Regions from separate parts of the Homo sapiens genome. Here region 2 is linked to region 1. The links are chromatin loops, found by intact Hi-C in ENCODE. Cell type or tissue: HepG2. All regions are shown on one strand.

Region 1 (8,000 bases):
AATTGTTTTTCTAGTTCCTTCTCTTTTGGGTAGGCTATGTCAGAGGGGAGATCTGGGGCTCAAGGCTGCTGTTCAGATTCTTTTGTCCCACGGGGTGCTCCCTTGATGTAGTATTCTCCCCCTTTTCCTAGGGATGTGACTTCCTGAGAGCCAAACTGTAGTGATTATTATTACTTTTCTGGATCTAGCCACCAGAAGGGCTACCAGGCTCTGGGCTGGTACTGGGGGTTGTCTGCATAGAGTCCTGTGATGTAAACTGTCTTCAGTTCTCTCAGTCATGGATACCAGCACCTGTTCCAGTAGAGGTGGCAGGGGAGTGAAAGGAACTCTGTGAGGGTCCTTAGTTGTAGTTGTTTGATGCACTAGTTTGGTGCTGGTTGGCCTCCTGCTGAGAGGTGAAGCCAGCTGGACTTCCTGGGTCGAATGGGGACTTGGAGAACTTTTCTGTCTAGCTAAAGGATTGTAAACACACCAATCAGCGCTCTGTGTCTAGCTAAAGGTTTGTAAATGCACCAATCAGCACTTTGTAAAAACAGACCAACCAGCACTCTGTAAAATGTGCCAATCAGCGGGATGTGGGCGGAGCCAAATAAGGGAATAAAAGCTGGCCACCCGAGCCAGCCGCAGCAACCTGGTCTGGTCCCCTTCCAGGCTGTGGAAACTTTGTTCTTTCGCTCTTTGCAATAAATCTTGCTGCTGCTCTCTTTTTGGGTCTGCACTACCTTTATGAGCTGTAACACTCACCGCGAAGGTCTGTGGCTTCACTCCTGAAGTCAGCAAGACCTCGAACCCACCAGGAGGAAGAAACAACTCCGGACGCACCATCTTTTAGAGCTGTAACACTCACTGTGAAGGTCTGCGGCTTCACTCCTGAAGTCAGCAAGACCAGGAACCCACCAGAAGGAAGAAACTCTGGACACATCTGAACATCAGAGGAACAAACTCCGGACACACCATCTTTAAAAACTGTAATGCTCACCGCAAGCGTCCGCAGCTTCATTCTTGAAGTCAGCAAGACCAAGAACCCATTGGAAGGAACCAATTCCAGACACACTGCCATGAGGTAGTGCTTTCATGAGAGCATCAGCTGTGGTATATAGGGGAGGATCAGGTGGTGGGTGGGACACTAGAACTTCCAAGAGAATATGACCTTTGTCTTCAGCTACCAGGGTGGGTAGGGAAGGACCATCAGGTGGGGGCAGGGTTAGGCATGTCTGAGCTCAGAGTCTTCTTGGGTGGGGCTTGTTGTGGCTCTGTGGGGAATGGGGGTGTGATTCCCAGGTTAATGGAGTTACCTTCCCAGGAGGATTATGGCTGCCTCTTCTGTGTCATGCAGGTTGTCAGGGAAGTGGGGGAAAGCTGGCAGTTACAGACCTCACCCAGCTCTCACACAACCCAACAAGCAAATCTCACTTCTACTGTGTTCCCCCAAAAAGCACCGAATTTGTTTCCAGGCAGTAGGGGAGCAGGATTGAGAACTTGCCCCAGGCTACTAGCCTCCCAGCTGAGAATGCAAGCCAGACTTTTGTGCCTCCCTACCTGTTAAGTCTGCACACCAGATTCACGCCCTTTCCTGAGTTCTGGACAGGAAAGTTTGTGTTCGGTTGGAATTGTTACTAAGTTCAGCTGGAGGTTTCCTTCTCCCTGTGGTCTTTTCCCAGTTCCTCCGGCAGCCCCTGTGAGACAAGTCAGAAATGGCTTCTCTGGGGACCCACAGAGACGATGGGGCTTTACCCTTTGCTTCCTCTACCCCTGTATTTCGCTCAGCTCTCTAAATTGTCTGAGCTCCAGGTAAGGTCAAATCCTTCTCCTGTGATCTAGACCTTCAGGTTCCCCAAGGGTGTGTGTTCAGGGGTGGACAATACCCCTTTCACACTTTTCACAGTTTGGGCATTCACAGTATGTGGGCTATTTTCTGGGTCATGCAGGAGCAATATACTTTCTTCAGAGGGTCTGTGGATTATCTTGGCTTTCCTGTTATATCCTTGCAGCAGTTCTTGGAGCAAAAGTTCACAATGCGAGTCTCCACATCCTGCTCTGTCCATCCAAGTGGGAGCTGCAAGTTAGTCCTGCCTCCTATCCACCATTTTTTCCTATTTTGTATTTTAAATTAAAACTCATTAGAATGTAAACTCCATGAGGGCAATAATTTTAATCCAGTTTTTTCACTGCTAAATACCTCAAAACTGTTACATGTGCTGCCATTATCATGGACGTTCTAAACATTTCTCATGAATGAATGTTGATATAGCACAGTGCTGATCTCACCACCTGCCACAAAGTAAAAACTCTCTAAATGTCAAACACTACTATTATAAGTAATACTATTCTATCATTGAGACAACTATGGTTCTGTATCTCTTTAAGGAGTGCAGTCTAGGCAACAACATATTTCAACATCAGGTATCTGTTATCTCATGTTCCTAAGTTCATCTTTTTACCTGATCAATATTAGTAAAGATCTATGGCCTCAAGTGAACTTTACTCTATGAATTTACAATTGGGAACTTAGGTTGAAAATTTACCTAGTATTATTTATTCTGCTGCTATAATTTATTATTTATTCTGCTGCTATTGTTGCCCTAATCAGTTATCATGCTCTTACTGGACTCTGACATGGTAAGTAATGTCAATTAATATAGTTGTGTTATTTTAACATTATTTCAAAATATTTTAAGTGAAATATAAGACTCGTTACAAAAGGACTTAGACAGAGGTTATAAATTATTAACTTTTTCCTCAAGAGAAGTATTGTGTACTTAATGACAAGTTCCTAGTGCTTAGAATTGTTAAAATCTTTGTGAAGCACACCACTGAAGATGAGGTTGAAAAACCTGACTTTTATCATCATATTGATAATCTCAGGAGAACTCTATGCAGAAGGTAAAATTAATTCTTAATATTCTTTATTCTCTAAAACATACAAATGGAGATTCTAATATTTATACAACTCAAGTTTTAATATACTCTTCTATTTTCATTATCAATTTTATAACATATTTTATAAATATAACTTTTTATAATATTTAGACCTTTTCCTTTGAGCAAAATTAGTAAAGTGTTCTTACAGTAGCATAAGTCAGAAAAGCAAAACAAAACAAAAACCCTTGTATCTCTAGGGGGCATAGGAGACCAGGATCTAAATACTTCGAAAAGGTTTTCAGGTTAACAATATGTCCATTTCGAAGTCACATGTTAACTTTAATTCTAAATTTATGCTAGAATCCATTCCTAATACTGACAAAACTTGTACAATTTTAATTCTGTTCATAAGGTGAGAGTTTAATGTGGGAAATTTGAAAAGGAAATAGCCATAAATATTTTTTACTTTTGAGACTTTGATTTTTATCACAATGAATTATTCATTTGTTGGAGACATTAAGTAGTGATTAGTAGGTGAACCATATAATTGCTTGTACAAACAGGGACACTTAGAGAGTAAAAGAGGGGCTCTATTAATAACTGTTTGGACAACACATGTAAATCAGGACTTTCCAAACAAACCAATACCTATGGACTCCCTATTAGAAAGCTTTATAGTCAGATTGCCCAATGTGTAAGATTAGTGTGCGAGTGGAAGCTAGGCAGTGTACATGGGTATGTTGTTCAGGAACATTATCAATATTATCAGGCCATAGGATGAAGAATCCAGGGAGGACACTTAGCATTAGCAAGAGTGAACATACAAAGAAGGAAGCTACAGCAATACAGCTTTTCTAAAATAAACATTTTTGGGAATTTGTTGAAATTAAATACATAAGTTTTAACTGTGTTTTAGTTGAATAGTTAACTATAAATTTTCTACCAAAACATCTATAATTAAAATTATAAAAGTGAAAGACACAGAATTAATCTTATTTTATACTTTTAATTCTATAATAGGATGATTTTTGCATGAATTTCTTTTGATTTTATTTTTCTGTCTAAATAGGGAAATACCAGCAGATATAATTGTCTGTTATCTATACCATAAAGACATTGCAATATTCTAGTTAATTTTCTAATTATTATAAGGTTATAATGCTATTTTACACAACAAAAAAAAAAGTAAGCTGCTTGAAGACCAAGACAATGATTTTATTTTTGCATGCTTCTCTCAACTCCCATTGTGCACTTCAGGGACAAGAATTGAATTAATTGTGTTTCTCATTTCATGGTATGCAAGTATTATTGGCCTATGAAAGGTCTCACTCTTGCTTTACTTACACATTTTATCCCCTTATTCCTAATCTTGAAGTCCATTTCCCCTGGGACCTACTACAATGTTTTAACATGTTACTCTAGCTCTCTCAACCACAAATAGCTCTGGAATGAATATTGTAATATAACCAACTTATCTTTCTGTAAGAATGTCATCAGTCTGTATTCACTCACAGATAGCATTATTGAGTCTATTCTTGTACTTGATTTCTGTAATGAGAGATTACTTTTGCAGAATGGCAGTTTTGAAGTATATCATCTCTGAGAGAGGATGTAAATTGTTGCTCCTCATCATTCTCACCAACACCTCATATTGTCCATTTTTGTACTGGTTGCTATATGGTTATTCATAAAGTGATATCCCATTTTTATTTATTTACCATTCTCTGATCAGTAGTAAGTGTGTCCATCGCTTCATGTACTTTTTTTAATATGTTCAGACATCTGTGATTTCCTGGTTTATATGTGATTAGTATATTCCTCACATTTCTCATTAATTTTTTGTCAGGAATTCATATTCTCCAAGGCATTCCAGCTACCTTAACAAATAATGTGCCTATCCTGGTGGTGGAGGGAGATGTCCCAGGACAGAGAGTCTTTAAAGCCACAACCTAGGATTGTTGTGCAGAGAATACTTTGCTGCCCCTCCCTGACAAGCAACTGTGCCCCTCAGGGAAATTTCTTGTGTATTCACCATTGCACTGCTATTTTGGAAGACTCTTTTTATTGTAAATTCCTTTGGTGCTTGGGTGTGAAAAAATGGTGAGAATAATTCTCAAGGAATGGGGACTATCCAGCCCATGTTTTTCTGTCTGCTCCATCAGATAGTGGAAGTTTTGTTGCTCATCATTCCACATCCATTTCCTTCAAACCTAGGCTAGCACTACTAGTATTTTATGTCTCATAGTAGCATTAAGGTATACAGTGATCAACCAAGGCATTGAAGCCGTAGTAATCACACTGGATCTAGGCCTTCTTCCATCCATGACTGCCCATGTTTCTTCCCACCACAGCTCCTAGGATTGTTCGAGCATTTCTTTCTTTTAAGTGTTTTTATGACTTTAAGATCTTCAACATAAAGATATATTTTTAAAATATATGTTTTATTTGGAGTATAACATATCCAGAAAAATGCAAAAATCACAGGATACACTTATATAGTTTTTACAAAATTTTACACCATCCAGATCAAGATATAGAACAGTGATAGTACCCCAGAAATATGATCCTTCTAAGGCACTAAACCCCAAAGGTAACCATTCTGACTTCTATTATCATGGATTAGTTTGTTTTCTTTTAAAAAGTTATGCAAATGTATACATTAATTCATATGTGATTGGCTTCTTTCACTCAATATTATGTTTATGAGATTCACCATTTGTTCATTTCTGTTGTTGGATAATATTCCATTGTATGCATAGTCTAAAATGTGTTTATCTTTTCTATTATTTATGGGCATTTAGATTGTTCCCAGTTTGGGACTATATGAATACTGCCACTATAAGCATTTTTTTCCATGTCTTTTGGTATACAAATATGTGCTTTTTTTATTGGGTAATATGGTTTGTACATGTTTTACCCCAATATATATTGCAAAGGTGTTCTCTCATAGAGTTTGGACTGATTTATACTTTCAGTTGTAGAAATATGCGAGTTCCAGTTTCTTCACTTCTTCACAATCATTGAGATAGCTTGTCTTTTTCATTTCAGCAGTTCTATTGGATATGCAGTAGTATCTCATGGTGGTTTAAATTTTCATTTCCCTGATGACTAGTAATGCTAAGTACCAGGTCTCTAACCATTTAAATATCCTATTTTGCCAAGTTCTTGCCAAGTATTGCTTTGTTTTACTTGGTTGTCTGTTTTTTCTTTTAATGCTATTTATTTCAAAATTTTTTATGAGTTAGCATATGTTAAGGAGAAACTTTACCTATTCCTGAACTGTACTGTCCAATACAGTGGCCATCAGCCACATATAGCTATTGGAGACAGTACTTAAAATGTCACTAGTTCAAGATCAGATATTCTGTAAGTATAAATATGTAGTGGATTTTAAAGAGTTAGAAAAAAAAAGAATGTAAAATATTTTCAATATATTGGGTTAAATAAAAACCTATTATTAAAACTAACTTCAATTGTTCCTTAGTATTTTTATGAATGTGACTATTAGAAATTTTTAAATTACATAAGTGACTTACAATACATATCTATTAGGAAGTGCAGGCAGGGTGGAGTGGTTCAAGTCTTGTAATCCTAGTGCTTTGGGAGGCCAAAGCAGAAGGATCCTTTGAGTCCAGGAGTTTGAGACCAGCGTGAGCAACAGAGTGAGACCCCTCATCTCTACAAAAAATAAAACAAAAATTAGCCAGATGTGGTGGCATGTGCCTGCAGTCCTAGCTACAGGAGAGGAGGCTTGCTTAAGCCCAGGAGCTCCTGGTGGCAGTGAGCTATATTTCAGCACTGCACTGAAGCTTGGATAACTGAGGAAGACTCTGTGTCTAGGAAGAAAAAAAAAAGTACTGTTCTACGAAGTTATGCAAAGCTTCCCTGAAAAAGTGGTCTGCTAAATTTTATCATGACTGTTGGATGTTTAAAGTCATTTGCAGATCAATTATGATAAAAGGACTGCTTGAGTTGTCACAAAAGTACCTTAAAAATTTAAGTAAGAAAAATAAGTACTAGTTGAAGTGTCTCTAAAAACTTTTAGTTTGTATTGTCACCTGATTACAAATTTATGTTTTTAGATTTGTTTTTCCATTTTCAGCTTGACATTTACTCATTTCAGAGAAACCCTGTGGTTTTCCTCATGTGGAAAATGGAAGAATTGCCCAATATTACTATACTTTTAAAAGCTTTTACTTTCCAATGAGCATAGACAAAAAATTGTCATTTTTCTGCTTGGCTGGTTATACCACTGAAAGTGGAAGACAAGAAGAGCAAACCACGTGTACAACAGAAGGCTGGTCTCCAGAGCCAAGGTGCTTCAGTAAGTCAGCTGGATATGTCACTCAATGTTTCAATACTCAAAGAAATTTGTATATAAAAATAGGGGTCCAATAAAAATGGAAAGCGGTTAAACCTTTTAGTAGATAAGAACAAAATCACTAGCAATCTGTCTTTCTACAAAATGAAGGCATAATTTGAAATCCAGTAAATAATGCTTTTACATTAAAATGTTATTTTCTGTATCTGTTTTTAATAATACTCTGTTGAAGGGAATAGGGTAATAACTGAAATTATCATATTGCAAGGCAAAGAGAGGTAATTTACTTTAAGTAACAAGAAACTTATTTTGATAATTAAGCATAAGATGCCAGAAAAATGCTTGAAACTCTGGCCTCTGGAAGGGCAAGATTGCTACTCTAATGCTTTATCATTTGTAAGACTCATCTCTCTTCATGTGCCAACTTCTCTCATGATACCCATTGAAAAATGTGTTTTTCAATTTTGAATTGAAAGTTTGAGTTCAAAGTTGTGAGAAGGTAATCTAATTGACTCATTTCATTATTTTATATCAGGCTACACTATCATCAAACTATCAATGATCTTCCACTAGGGCAGGTGACCCAGAGTAAGGGGCTTTGGTTGAGCCAGTTTCGTTTAAAAGAGGATGTTGAATATGGCTATTGTGGTTGATATATCTAGTAAACCTATCTAGAAGTAGATGTGGTAGGGGTAGAAATTACTATAAGAACTAAAATTAGTAAATACAAAGAGAGTCAGTGTTAAATTGAATCCATTTTCAAAAAAATTATGCAGATATTTCCAAAATGAAATCGCCAATAATAACATTATACTTT
Region 2 (8,000 bases), 320 kb after region 1:
AACAACATATTGTCAAACATCAAAATATATTTTTATTTGTCAACTAAATGCTTTAAAATAAAATATAAATATAAAGAGAAAAATTACTTTTTTTGTTGTTTTTATTGAGACGGAGTCTCGCTTTGTCACCCAGGCTGGAGTGCAGTGGCGCGAACTCGGCTCACTGCAACCTCCGCCTCCCGGGTTCCCGCCATTTTCCTGCCTCAGACTCCCGACTAGCTGGGACTACAGGTGCCCGTCACCATGCCGGTTATTATTATTATTTTGTATTTTTAGTAGAGACGGGGTTTCACCGTGTTAGCCAGGATGGTCCTCAATCTCCTGACCTCGTGATCTGCCCGCCTCAGCCTCCCAAAGTGCTGGGATTACAGGTGTGAGCCACCGCACCCAGCCCTAAAGAGAAAAATTTCTAAACTTTACTTTCTGACAGAAATATTTGGTAGGCAAGCATTCAGCAGAATGGTTGTTCAATAATCTGTGAGTATTTTGTTACAAACAGTGAAATATCAGACTCATCACAGAGATTTTTCCAGCCACGTGAATATTAAAGTACTTACGTAAGCATTTTGGTGGTTCTGACCATTGTCCATTTCTACATGTTATTCGCTTGTTACCCTCAAGTTGATACAAGTTCTGGCATTGGTACTCAACTGATGAAGCTGGAGCATATACTGACAACGGGAATGAAGTAATGTCCCCATTGTCAATAGGTGGAGGGGGCCCACATTTTCCTGTAGAATCTAAAAAACATCATTTCATCACTTGATTTGTTGTGAGAGCAAATCAAAATACAAGTTCAAATAAGGCAAACGCAAACACAGCACTGTATATAATATCAACAGTTTTGTGATTTCTGGTGAAAGAAATGAGTCCTGGAAGAAATTTTAACCCTTTAAACTGAAAGTAATATATTTAAGTTCTTTTCTCCGTACTGAAAGAACACATAAAACATTAACAAATATTGCTGCTTATGGTAGACCAGGATTAAGAAATGTCTTTCCGAATGAATACATGCTAAACATAGAAAACTATGACAAAGGAAGTTTCTTATTTCATATTCGAAAAATCCCATAGGAATTATAAAATGGAAAAGTATGACAAAAATTTTTTAAAAACACTGAATATACTTAATAATACATGGGGAGCTGACAGACAAATAAATCCATGAACTTGAACATACAGCAATATAAATTACCCACTCTGAAAATAAACTGAAAACAAAAAACTGAACTGAGACATTCAGAAAAATACAACAACAAATAATGCCGATGCAGAAAAAGAAGAGAAAGGATATTGGGCTGGAAAAATGAATAAATAAAATGATGCCTGAAAACTTCCCATTTTGACCATAAGGTATAAACTTATATTTAAGAAGCTGAGTGAACTCCAAAGAGGATAAAAACATTGGAATTTATACCAATATACATTAAAATAAAACTACTTTAAAAAAAGAAAAAAATACCTTGAAAGCAACTAGACAAAAACTATGCTTTTCCTCGAGGGGATCAACAATTCAAATGATGCTGAGTTTTTCATCTATAACCATGTGGCACGGTTTTCAAGTGTTCAAAGAACTGTCAACTCCAAATTTGATATCCAGTGACACGATCTTTTACAAGTAAGGGGATCAATACAGACATTCTCAGAGAAAGGGATACCAAGGGAATTTGTCTCCAGTAGACCTATGCCTAAAGATTAACTAAAGGAATTCTTCAAATTAAAATAAAACAGATAAAAGAAAGAGCTTGAGACTTTAGGATCCTGAAAAAATAGAAAAATAGAATGGATAAACAGAGGAGTCAATATAACAGGATATCTTTTTCCTCATAAGTTTTTTCAATTATGTTCGATATTTGAAGCAAGTGAGTTTAATATGGAGCTCAATGTATGCAGAGAAAATACTAGTGGCATTTATACTTACAACGTGGAGAGTGTAAATGGATCTACATGAAAGTAAGGTTTCCATATTCCAGTTGTAGATTTAAATGTCAGTGCCAGTAGACAGTAATATATTATTACATATATAGTATTAGCTAGAGCAACAACTTTTTAAAAGGAGGAGAAAAGCTATACAAAGAGATAGAATGGAAAACAATACATATGAATCGAAATTAATCTCCTTAATAATTTCCCTACAGGGAATGGAGGAATAGGGAAATAGGACTGAAACCCAGAGGAAACAGGCAGAAACAAATAAACGACAGAGATTTAAGTCCTATATATCAATAATTATTTTAAGTGTAAATGGTCCAAGTGCACCAGTTAACAGGCCATGAAAGGATGAATGGATATGTAAACATGACCCAACTATATGCTGTCTACAAAAACTCACTTCAATAATAAACATAGGTAGAGTCTAAGTAAAATAGTGAAAAAAAAAATACAGAAAAACATTAATTTTAAAACATAAAGGTGAGTAAGATACAATTTCCTTTTTTGGTTTCCCTTATTTCATCTCTTTATATTAGAATGACCCAGGACTATGTGCTCGGACTTCTTTTTATAAATACAGTCAGTCACACACCTTTAAATATAATCCATATACTGAAGATGCCCACATTTATATCACAGTCTATGATCTCTCTTCAACTGCCTATTCCATATCTTAGAATGCACATCACTTATGGCTGTCAAATGCACATAATGTATCTTTTATTACACGTATTCCTGAGAAGGAACTAAGTGTTGTAATGCTTAAAAAGTATTGTTTTTCAGGTTCCAACTCTCAATTTGGTCGAATCTTTCTGGAAAATAATATACCCTATTACTTGTGTTCTGTTCACAGGAAGAATTGAATTTTAAGCACCATCAGTCATTTTATTTGCATTTGAAAAATCTATTAATAAAAATGACTTCATTTTGTTTAAATCAACATATTTTAACCCTGCTATACTCCCCCAAAATGTTAAAAGAAATATAATACTCTACCTTTGCATTGAGGTGGTTCCGTCCAGTTTCCATTTAAACACATCACTTCTTCATCCCCAAACATTTCATAAGGGCTCCTACATTGATAACGTACTCTCTCACCAGATGGATATTTACTCATCTGTCTCGACACTATATAAGCATTTTGTACTGTGGGCGGATTCACACAGGAGGTGTCTGAATAGAAAAAAAAGAAGTGGTTCCACCTAGTGTTCATTTTGAGTAGCAAATCAACTGATAACAGTTACAAATATATTTCAAGACGAATTTAAAATAAGTAGACAATCTCATCAAATATTTTGTTGATTTTAATAAATTTAAATGTAATATTGAGGAAAAGACATGAAACTATTTTTTGTAAGGTACAAGCGTTGATGTTTTAAATTTCTTCTTCATCCTTCGCTAGAACACTGATAGACCTTTATTTTTCCCTTCTGGAAGCCAGTGTAAACGAAAGTTTTCCTGGATATCTCTCTTTGAGTTTGAGTAAACAAATATTACCAGTTCTATTTATTTAACATTAATTTATAAAATGCAAAAAGTCAGCATAAATAGATTATGTGATACCAGATTTTTGTTTGCAATCATCCTGCTTATACATTTTAGCCTCTTAAAAATAAACTCAAATAGGCATTTTCTTAGCGAATAAGCAAAGAATTAAAAACACATTTTGAAAATTACCCAAGTTAAAAGGAGGAAGAATGGTTAATCAAAGGATCCAAATTGGAGATGTGGAAAAATTTTTTTAAAAAGCCTATAATAATAAAAATAACCTCAGATAATTTAATTGCCAATGATTAAGGATATTATGCTGAACAATGCAAAATTCATCAGAGAGTTTCATATCCATGTGTAGTGAATAGACTATAGCAATGCTTCTCACTCGGAAGTGTAAATAGAATTCCCTGGAGGTGTTGGTAAAACAGTTTCAGGGTTTTACTTTGAGACTTTTGATTCTGGATGTCTAGAATGAGCTTACGGAATTTTATTTTCATTTCAAACAATCTCCAAGAAGATGATGATGCTACCGGTTTAGCGACCACACTTTGAGAACTATTGAGCTAAGATTAATCATCAAATACTCAGTTCCATCTTTTTATTTTTAGGCATACGACTACTTTGTCCTGCCGTAAAAACTTAATTTATGTCCATTTTAATGATGTTAGAGACAATTCTATATTTTATTCCCAAAACACTCTATATAAATAAATTGTACTTATATATTTATTTATTTCAGGTTTATTTATTTTTTTGAGACGGAATCTCACTCTGTCACCCTGGGTGGAGTGCAGTGGCACGATCTTGGCCCACTTCAATCTTCATCTCCCTGGTTCAAGCGATTCTCCTGCCTCAGTCTCCCAAGTAGCTGGGACTTCAGATGCATGTCACCATGCCCCACTATTTTTTTGTATTTTTAGTAGAGACGGGTTTTCACCATGTTGGCCAGGCTGGTCTCGAACTCCTGACCTCAAGTGATCCGCCCACCTCGGCCTCCCAAAGTGCTGGGATTACAGGCGCCAGCCACTGGGCTGGGCCCACACATTATATAAATAAATTTTGAAAATTCACCAAAGTACCTCTGCATGTTGGCCTTCCTGTCCATCTGCTATTAATGCATGTTACATTACTGGCTCCATCCATTTTGTAATATGTTGCACAAGTGTAAGTCACTTGCTCACCCGCCTTATACACATCCTTCTTCTCTCCCATGGGTATGGCATTTTCAAAGCTAGGTAAACTGAGACAATCTGTTTCTGAAATAGGAAAAATATGTATTTGTTCCGCAAATCTTTAAAAATAGGTTACATACAATACATGTAATGGATTCTAAAATAGCGATATATAGAATCAATGAATACTGTACAACATTTTTCTTATAACTTGAGAAAATATATTAGCCATTTTGTCTTAATTACATTAAATTCTTCTAAATCTATTAAAAATACAAGATAGAAATGATATTAGAAGACTGAAGAAATATTGGTAGCCGTAGCAATTGAGATTACACATTTTTTTGTTCACATTATTTTTGTCCATACTTGCCACCTGATATGGTTAGGCTTTGTGTCCTCACCCAAATCTCATCTTGAATAATAATCTCCAGGTGTTGAGAGAGAGACCTGGTGGGAAGTGATTGGATCATGGTGGCAGTTTCCCACATGCTGTTCTCACGATGGTGAGTGAGTTCTCACAAGATATGATGATTTAATAACTGTTTAGAAGTTCCTCCTTCACTCACTCCTCTCTCTCCTGCCACCTTGTGAAGAAGGTGCCTGCTTCCCCTTCAGCGGTAATGGTAAGTTTCATGACACCTCCTCAGTCATGAGGAACTGTGATCAATTAAAATTTTTTCTTTTATAAATTACCCAGTCTCAGGAAGGTCTTTACAGCAGTGTGAAAACGGAATAATACACCACCTATATTGTGTGTGCATTTCCAAATTTTTTGCTTCTATCAAATGTGAAATACTTATAATGATTTTTTAAAATATTTCAGAAAATGTACTTATAGGCAGATTGTTGATAAACTGACAGAAGATTGAATAATGTGGAGATTGATGAGTAGAGGCAGCTGTGCCCTAAGAACAGAGATGAGAAGTCTGAGAATATACATCAGAGGATGCTTAAAGTTCACACAAGATGATGTGAAAATGAACTAATTTGGCTTATAATGTCAAATGTTTTAATTACTACAGCTATAATTTCCCACAGCAGTCCAGAATATTCAAGAAAACCTTATGAATTTCTAGAGTCCCTGTTTACTTTCTTATTGGTACCACTTACACTTTGAATGAAGAATATTTATCATACATATAATAAAATTCAATGCACCATACTTATGCATGATGGAGGGTGAGACCATTTTTCTCCTAAGCATTTTGCAATTGCAGGCCCATCAATTCCAAAACCTTCAAAACATTTGTACGTAACTTCTTCTCCATACTGATAACTGTCTGACATGTGAGCTACAACACCATGAGAAATCTCAGGTGGAGATTTACAAGGAAGGCCTAAAAAAAAAAGAATGAATTCAGGTTTCACTAACTCATAAATTTAATTTTATATGCCTGTTTTAATATTAAGTAGTTTTATTTGAAAATAAACAATACAGGAGCTACTATGACATCACAGAGAAGTAACACAAATGTTTCCTAAAACTAGCCTTCTGGTGTCTGTCTGTCTATCGGACTGTCACCAACTGAAGAAGGACTTGAAACTAAAAATAGCAATACATTTCAGAAAGAGATCATCTATGCCTGGTAAACAATGCCTCTGTAAACTTACTAGTGATAATAAGATACACATTGAGAGTTAACGATTCCAGGTAAAACATAATATATTGTAGGAAATAAGAAGGGGCATTGTGGGAAGAATGTAAAAGAAGTTTTAAAACATAGTGGCAAAGCAAACATGACAACTTGCAGAACAGGTTTAGCTGTGTCCCCACCCAAATCTCATCGTGAATTGCAATTGCCATAATCCTCACGTGTTGTGGATGGGACCTGGTGGGAGAAAATTGAATCATGAGGGCGATTTTTCCTCTGCTGCTGTTCTCATGATACTGCGTGAGTTCTCCTGAGATCTGATGGTTTTATAAGGAGCTTTTCTGTCTTTGCTTTGCACTTCTCCTTCCTGTCATCATGTGAAGAAGGACATGTTTGCTTACCCTTCCACCAGGGTTGTAAGTTTCCTGAGGCCTCCCAGCCATGTGGAATTGTGAGTCAATTACACCTCTTTCCTTTATAAATTATGCAGTCTTGGGTAGTTCTTTATAGCAGCATGATAACAGACTAATACAGTAAATTGGTACTGCAGAGAGTAGGGTGCTGCTGTAAAGATAACCAAAAATGTGGAAGCAGCTTTGGAACTGGATAACAGGCAGGGGTTAGAACCATTTGGAGGGGTCAGAAGAAGACAGGAGAATGTTAAAATGTTTGGAACTTCCTAGGGAGTTGGACGGCTCAGAAGACAAGATGTGGGAAAGTTTGGCACTTCCTAGAGGCTTGTTGAATGGCTTTGACCAAAATACTCACAGTGATATGGACAATGAAGTCCAGGATGGGGTGGTCACAGATGAAGATGAGGTGAGGAACTTGTTTGAAACTGGAGTAAAGGTCACTCCTGCTATGCAAAGAGACTGGTGGCATATTGCCCTGCCTTAGAGATCTGTGGAACTTTGAACTTGAGAGAGATGATTTAGGGTATCTGGCAGAATAAACTTCTAAGTGGCAAAGAGCTCAAGAGGAAGCAGAGCATAAAAGTTTGGAAAATGTGCAGCTTGTAAATGCAATAGAAAATAAAACTTCATTTTTCTGGGGAGAAATTCAAGCCTGCTGCAGAAATTTGCAAAAATAATAAGGAGCCAAAGTTAATCACCAAGACAATGGGGAATATATCTCCGGGGCATGTCAGAGGCCTTCATGACACCCCCACCCATCACAGGCCCAGAAGCCCAGGAGGGAAAAATGGTTTGATGGACCTGGATCAGGTCCCTGCTGCTCTATGCAGCCTCAGGACTGTATCCCAGCTGCTTCAGCTCCAGCTGTGGCTAAAAGGGGCCAACAAACAGCTTGGTCCATTGCCTCAAAGGGTGAAACCCCAAGCCTTGGTGGATTACATGTAGTCTTGGGCCTGTGGGTGCACACAAGTCAAGAATTGAGGTTTGGGAACCTACAACTAGGTTGCAGAGGATATATGAAAATACCTGGATGTCCAGGCAGAAGTTTGCTGCAGGGGGGAGCCCACATGGAGAACCTCTGCTAGGCCATTGAGGAAAGGAAATGTGGGGTCAGAGCCCTCACATAGAGTCCCCACTGAGGCACTGCCTTGTGGAGCTGTGAGAACAGGACCACAATCATTGAAGCCCCAGAATGGTAGATCCATCAATAGCTTGCACTATGTTCCTGGAAAAGCCACAGACACTCAATGCCAGCCCATGAAAGCAACCAGGAGGGGGACAAAGCCACATCTGCACAAGGCTGTGGGAGCCCATCTCTTGCATCAGCATGACCTGAATGTGAGACATGGAGTCAAAGGAGATAATCTTGGAAATTTAAGGTTTAATGACTGCCC

The links. Peaks named below come from ENCODE experiments on the same cell type or tissue, not always from the same donor. Only the 100,000 strongest peaks of a DNase experiment are listed, where the experiment ranks them.
Region 2: a loop joins it to region 1, with 21 times the contacts of the local background. A loop is called at or near these places in 3 of 110 quality-filtered maps.

The regions. Positions count from the first base shown.
Region 1 is chr1:197,062,043-197,070,042 of GRCh38, reverse strand. F13B (coagulation factor XIII B chain) reads left to right here and starts at 2,783. Exons shown (of 12, transcript NM_001994.3): 1 at 2,783-2,883; 2 at 6,986-7,186. The coding sequence starts at 2,820. RefSeq lists an enhancer at 476-1,675. In HepG2, a CTCF peak has its summit at 3,110; no DNase peak of the experiment used is centred here.
Region 2 is chr1:196,738,557-196,746,556 of GRCh38, reverse strand. CFH (complement factor H) reads right to left here. Exons shown (of 22, transcript NM_000186.4): 18 at 5,765-5,938; 19 at 4,506-4,682; 20 at 2,929-3,105; 21 at 558-740. Among named protein-coding and RNA genes, the nearest start is that of CFHR3, 32 kb to the left of the region's middle. RefSeq lists a silencer at 7,591-7,791. In HepG2, a CTCF peak has its summit at 3,122 (motif pointing left); a DNase peak (open chromatin) is centred at 3,086.